Linked DNA regions of Mus musculus: region 1 is linked to region 2. A link is a contact called in ENCODE Hi-C data. All regions are on one chromosome and are shown on one strand. The core of a region is the stretch at or near the end of the contact, and the rest is flanking DNA. Distances in the headings are between cores, read along the strand shown. Region 1 has its middle 44 kb from the start of Gm33234. Region 2 holds the start of Snrpa1 (small nuclear ribonucleoprotein polypeptide A').

Region 1 (3,175 bases), core at 515-3,014, 320 kb before region 2:
GAAGAACCAGCTCTTCAGATGGCATTCACTCTGTGTATTGGTCCGTGCAAAGGTTACATGTAAACACTACAATTGTTTTACGTGCCACACTTGAACACTGCAAGGATTGGGATCCTAGAACCAGTCTCAGAAGGTACTGAGGGACAACAGTCAGTGTATGCATACACAATGTACATTGACACACGTACATGTGTGAATGTCTGTAACTGTGGGCGGGTAACTATATGCTCACGTGTACACCTGCACATTCCTGCAGGTCTGTATATCAGAGTGTGTTGGTGTTTTTCTATCCATCGTTTCTGGTGGCTGGAACCTTGCTTTTAACCTGTCATCCACCTTTCACTAACAAGACCAAGAAGAAAAGGCACATTGGCTAACATGTCTGTGAATTGGTGGCTTGGCCACACTTGGGATAAGGGAAAAGGTGAGACGAGGAAGGACTGACTAGACAGGAGTCTTCCTGGACAGCAAGATCCCACAATCTGGCCATTCCTGCAGGTCCGCTAAGCCAGACTTGCTGTTTGATATTCTGGATGAAGCCAGGAGACAGGCAGCAGGCAGGGTGGGGAGGGCAGGTCCAGTGCTGGCATCTCCATCTGGGGTTGGGGTCGTCTCTTCTGAGAACATCCCCTTTGGATTTACCAGAGGAAAATCTTGATCCTTTGAGGACCCGCACCACAATGTGGTGTTTGCTAAGGCCTGGACTACTGGACCCAGGATGGGCCCCAGCTCCAGGCTGGAGGGAGCAGGAGAGCACGGTCCTAGGTGGAAGATGGGAATCCCCTTGGCAGCGAGTCAGGGGTGAGGGTGGGGGCACTGGCCATAACTTTCTAGGGTCTCTGTCCATATCTCTCTGAGTTAGCCTCACATGTATGCTCGGGGATCACTTTCATGGACCATCTTCCTAGTGTCTTGCCGAGGAAGAACCAGGCTAAGGCTACCTTCACACTGACCACACCCAAGCTGCAGCCTGGATGATGCTTGTGAGTCTTGGTGCAGCTTCATTCCCTGGACAGCACAGGCCCCAGGCAGGCAGCAGACTGGGAACCTCGACCCAGGCTTCCCCACTCTGTTTCCAGCCAGCTGGCCCCTTGGTGGCACTGATCACTCCCTCGCAGAGGATACCTTAGAAAATTTCAGGAGTGGGCACAGGGAATATTTTTATCTCTATTTGGGAATAGCTCCTCTGGGGTTAATGTTAGAGGCTCTTTGATCCCTGGGAAACATGCAAGAGAAAGGTCAGGTGGCTTGCCTGGGTTTTGTTTTCTGTAGGGGGAAGGCTGGGCTATCTGATAGCATTCTGTGATCTGGACCCGCTGCTGGTTCCCAGGGAGTATGCCGCTGGCTCCAGCACGGCTGCTTCAGTTAGAGGGCCCTGTCCTTGCTTCCATGACCTTGTTCCACCCTCATTGGAACCATGATTCATTGGGCATGTGTGGGCGGTGGATGATTGGCTCTGAGTCCCTTGGCTAGCGAGTAGTGAGGTGAGTTTTGAAGCTTGCACACCTAGGTATGGTTGCCTGATCCCAGTCACCTCAGCCATACTTGGGAACAGTGTCTACCAAGACACTCGTTGCTCTAAGAAGCATGGGGCCTGGTAACTGACGCTGCTGTCCAGAAGTGCACGTGTTACCAGGCACGATGGAGGGCAGATAAGGTCACAGTGGAAGACAGGAGCGACAAATGTGGTCAGTGAAGGCTCCTCCTGACCCAGGTTCACCCCAGCAGGCCATCAAAAGACCGCCTTTGCTCCCTGAAGAGGCCAGCCCTGACAGAAAGTGTACTCAGCACCTTTGGCATGTTGCCCAAGGCCTCTGTCCCAGGGCTGGCCAGCAGCTGGTTTGTAGTACTCAAGAAAAGCCAACTTTTAAGTGATCTGGAATTTTTGCGAACCAGTTGTTAAACACAGGCATGTTAACCATTAATTATTTGAACTTGCAATTAAGTATGCTATATGAGAACCAACACTTCCTAATTAATTTTACCAAATTATTTATGCTTAGGGCTTGTATCTGTGTGTTATATCAATAGAAACTGTAGATAATGGTAGCCACAAGACATCTCTCTCTTCCTAAATCCATGTTCTGTGATGTGTTGACAGCTGGAAATTGGAAGTAGAAGGGATATTGGCCAACATTACAAGTGAGGGCTTAGATGTTGTTTTGTTGATTTTTCTAGACTGTGATAAGAAAATAACGCAGATTTAATTTAAAAGTTCATCATGGAATCATACAAAGTAGGCTAAATCTGACCAGGAGACAAACATCACTCAGGGGAACTTAATATAGAATTATTAACCACAATAAAAGTACAATCTATTGGGGAGACTTAGGAGAGCTACCCACGTATGTAAAATGCTGTCATGGATACAGACTTCATTGGACAGAGTGATAGCCAGCTACAGAATGGTCCAGAAGGGATCCACATAGCTGAGACCAAAGTGGGCAGCCTGGGAGTAGGTGATTAGCAATTGAAGTTCTGGGTCTGCAGATGCTGAAGGGGAAGCTTGCAAAGGTGCCTGCAACTGGTGGGACCTGAGGCACCAGGCAGGCTTCCTGGTAGGCTGGGACCAGGGTCTGAGCAGAGAGGGATGAATACAGTACTTACCAAGTACAAGCAAGGTTGTGGATGGATGGTGTTCTCAGCCTGATGGCCCAGCAGATTCCACCAGATGTCCTCACATCTGCATAACTGACTCTTCCCTCAGCCACCCAGAAACAACGGGAAGCCTCATCCACAAACCATCATGAACTCATGGCTTAGAGTAACACACAGAGATTCCTCTTGAAGCTTGGGTGTCAGAAATGTCAAAGCACTTTGGCTCCAGCTGTCAAGGTTTTAGGAGGGTCACTCTCTCGGGCTATAGGAGGGAAACCACTTACCTACCTCCCTCTCTCCAAGGCTGTTTAGAGCCGAATTTCTCCTAGCTCTATTTTTCATTGTCAAAAGTTGCAGCTTTGAGTGGCCAAGATGGCCGAGTAGGTAAAGACACTTGTTTGATAAGCCTGAGAACATGAGTTCCATGCCTGGGACACACATGAGAGAGGATGGGAATTGAGTTTCAAAAGCTGCCCTCTCACCTCCACATTCATACTATGGTATATAGTGTGTATGTGTGTGTGTGTATGTATGTATATGTATATGTATATGGTGTCTGTGCATGTGTATGCATATG
Region 2 (3,426 bases), core at 753-3,252:
GACCAGGTTATTGCTTTCATTTGGATATAAGGAGATGTGACTGTGTGTCAAATTGGCATGGGGTGACACAAGCTTTTGGTCTGGATCTTGAGACATAGTCACCATGAAGAGCTTAGGTCCAGGCATGGTGGTGCACACCTTTAATCCTGGCATTCAGGAGACAGAGCCATGCAGATCTCAGAGTTCAAGGTCAGTCTACAGAGCAAGTTTCAGGACAGCCAAGTATTAGGCAGTGGAGTTGAAAACAGAAAGTTGGTGATGATGTAATAGAGGAAGGGGGCCGTGCTCCTGCCCCAGCAGAACTCCGCAGCTTTACCCATGTGGCTCTGCCTTTAGAGTCCAGAATAGAAGGGACTTCTGGTTGGCCCATGATACTGATTAGCTGGAGCAAAGAAATTAGCAGTGACTAAGAAGAGACCAGCATTACTGGAGTGAAATCTTCTGGGAAGTGTGTTCTGAGAGCCCAAAGAAAATGTGTTCCAGAGATAGTCAAGGTTGTACCTCATGCTGCAGCTGGACTTGGTAATGTATAAGAATCACCCAGGTGATGCTAGTTTTGAAGGCACAAAGGGATTACGAACAGCAGCTGAGGCTTGGCACTGTGAGAGGCCAGGGATGGTCACTGGTGAAGGTGTAGCCTCAGTTGGAGTTGATGGCCCAGGGCTGAAGGGGTCACCACTACATAAACTCACTCCAATAATCCTAGCACATGAAGATGGAGGCAGGAGAGTGAGCTGTTCAAGTTCCTTCTCAGGTCAGTCATTCCATGACTCAGCAGGTAAGAGAGTGTGTACAGCTCTTTCAGAGGACCAGAGTTCAGATCCCAGCAACCACGTGTAACCCCGACTTCAGAGTATCTGGCACCTCTGGCCTTTGTGGGTATCTGCACTCATGTGCCCAAAACCACAGAGATATAACAAATAATTTCTAAAAGTATTTTTAAGAGTGTTTTCTGCTCATGCTGAGGACCAGGGGTTGACTTCTAGCACACATGTCCAAAGGATCACAACGGCCAGCTCCAGGGAATTTTAGGCTGAAGCCTCCCCTGCACCTATACACAGGTGGGCATGTACATTAATTAGTAAGCTATGATTTAAAAAAAATACGCATATGATTTCGTGCATTTAAGGCTTGGCACTGTGAGAGGCCAGGGATGGTCACTAGTGAAGGTGCAGCCTCAGTTGGAGTTGATGGCCTAGGGCTGAAGGGGTCATCACGTATACACAGGTGGGCATGTACATTAATTAGTAAGCTATGATTTAAAAAAATATGCACATGATTTTGTGCATTTAAGCCTTTGGAGACAGAGGCCAAGGCTCTGCAGGTATATTGTATTCACTGTGGGGCACTCATCACATGGCAATTTCTGATATGTGTATTCCCCTGCACTTCGTATGAATTTTTTTGGTGTTGTTTGTTTGCTTGAGATAGAGTTTCTCTGTGTATCCCTGGTTGTTCTGGAACTGGCTCTGTAGGCGAGGATGGCCTCTATCTCCGAGATCCACCTCCTTCTGTCTCCAAACTGCTAGGATTAAAGGCATTCTCCATCACAGCTAGTCAATATGAATATCACTTATGGTTTATTTTATTTGTGTGTGTGTGTGTGTGTTTGCGGTTGCCGGTGTCTGAGGAGGCTAGAAATGGACGGCAAATCCCCTGAGGCTGAAGTTACAAGCAGTTGTCAGGTGTCCAGACGGATATTGGAATGCCAACTCAAGTCCGTTACAAAAGTTGCAAGTGCTCTTAACCTCTAAGCCACCTGACCAGCGCTTTGGTATGAACACCTAAATGTCTACAGGCTACAAGTTCACCCTCAAGCTTTAAGGTGACTGTACCAGGTCAGAAGGGTTCTGTTTTAAGGCAATCCAGCCTACGGGTCCTGCCCCTTACCTGCGGAAGCCCAAGTTAGACATTTAGGAACTTGACTTTCAGGAGACTTCACAGTCTCCGCCCCTTGTTGGGTGGAGAAGGGAGAGTAGTCCCAACTACCCCTCCCTTGAGGTTCACTGACGTGAGACAGAGCATCCCTCGCGTGTTCTTATCTTTTGGATTAAAAAAACTGGAATCTGGGCTCCCCACACTCCCAGGCACGCTCAAGCCCAGAACCCAGAAGCAAAGACACGGGGGCTACGTCTTCGATTGCTTTAGCCTGGCGGTCGAGCTGCGCGGGGATACGATTGGTGCTGTCTGGCGGCGAGGCGCGGTGCACTGTGGGACACGGCACTGGCGGGAGGCGCAGGCTGGTGTCGGAGGTGAGGGTCCGCGGGCTGCGACAGGATGGTGAAGCTGACGGCGGAGCTGATCGAGCAGGCGGCGCAGTACACAAATGCCGTACGGGACCGTGAACTGGACCTCCGGGGTGAGTTAGACGGAGCGCGGGCTGTGTTCCGGCCCCGGCGCGTGGCTGCGGGAAACCAGCCCCGCCGCGTGCGCAGAGGCTGGAGCCTGGCCCGTGGGCCTCCACCCGGGCTGGGCGCCTCCGATCCACCGTCCCGCAGGGCCCTTTGGGGCTGTTTGTTACCGGCGTTCCGGCTAGCAAACACGGCGCCTCGATTCCTTCCCCGGACCGTACTCACTAGGCATTGCCCCGCTCATCGAGCAGCTTTAACTGTTGGAGGACTAGGAAAATAGAAAACGCTACGGACAGGCCGGCTGCTGGCTGGTGTTTTTTGTTTGTTTGTTTGTTTGTTTGTTTGTTTGTTTTTTAGCAAAAGCGTTAATGTGGCACCTGAGGGTAGGGTGGATATGTACCAGAGTTACCTTAATTGCCCCAATAATTCCGGTTTGGTTTTGTTCATTTGTTTTTGAGACAACGTCTCGTGTATTCCGAGCTGACTTCAAACCGTTATATAGTTAAGGTTTATCTCGAACTTCGGACCCTCTTGCCTCCACTTCCTGGGAGCTGGGTTTAAATGCCTGCACCACGTTTATATGGTGCTTTGGATGAGCCCAGGGTTTCATGTCTGTCAGGAAAGCACTCGCGCTACTGAGCCAGACCCGCAGCCCCGGATAATTTGGTGTTTTCAAGATTGAGCTGTTTGACCGTGGCATAATGGTCACTTCTGTGTGTGGGGTGGCGGAACTCACCTGTTCAGTTCTGACAGAAGTAGCACTTGATTTTTAAAACATAGAACTGAGAGGTAATCGTTAACTATTCAGGAGATGGCTTTGGAAGGGGTTAAGATTATAAGACTGTGACCAGAGGCAATCAAAGTCTCGGGGGCGCTGTGCACTGCCATTTTTGAAAGTTTCTTCCTGCCTATGGGAAATCCTAGTGTTCTTTGTGTTTGTTGAATGAAATTAACTTTCTTGGAGAAAAGTCCGGTTCAGGAGCATCTGGGTCCTTTCACTGTCTTGGCACAGTTTTGATGTCTGCTGTCTCTCTGAAAACCGTGCAGTCTGGAGAATGCTTATTCTGCTACCATA

What was found. Hi-C counts contacts between places; a loop is a spot of excess contacts on that map.
Region 1: a map of left cerebral cortex shows a loop between it and region 2 (3-fold over the local background). The contact joins the enhancer-like site here to the promoter of Snrpa1 in region 2. A Hi-C loop is called at or near these places in 7 of 37 maps with a recorded cell type or tissue (Patski and left cerebral cortex).

What each region holds. Positions count from the first base shown.
Region 1 is chr7:65,736,052-65,739,226 of GRCm38, forward strand. No RefSeq gene overlaps it. Among named protein-coding and RNA genes, the nearest start is that of Gm33234, 44 kb to the left of the region's middle. Within about 2 kb of position 1,765, at least 1 of the 3 ENCODE cell types and tissues checked has a DNase peak (open chromatin) inside an H3K27ac peak, as active enhancers do.
Region 2 is chr7:66,058,334-66,061,759 of GRCm38, forward strand. Snrpa1 (small nuclear ribonucleoprotein polypeptide A') reads left to right here and starts at 2,003. Exons shown (of 9, transcript NM_021336.4): 1 at 2,003-2,359. The coding sequence starts at 2,278.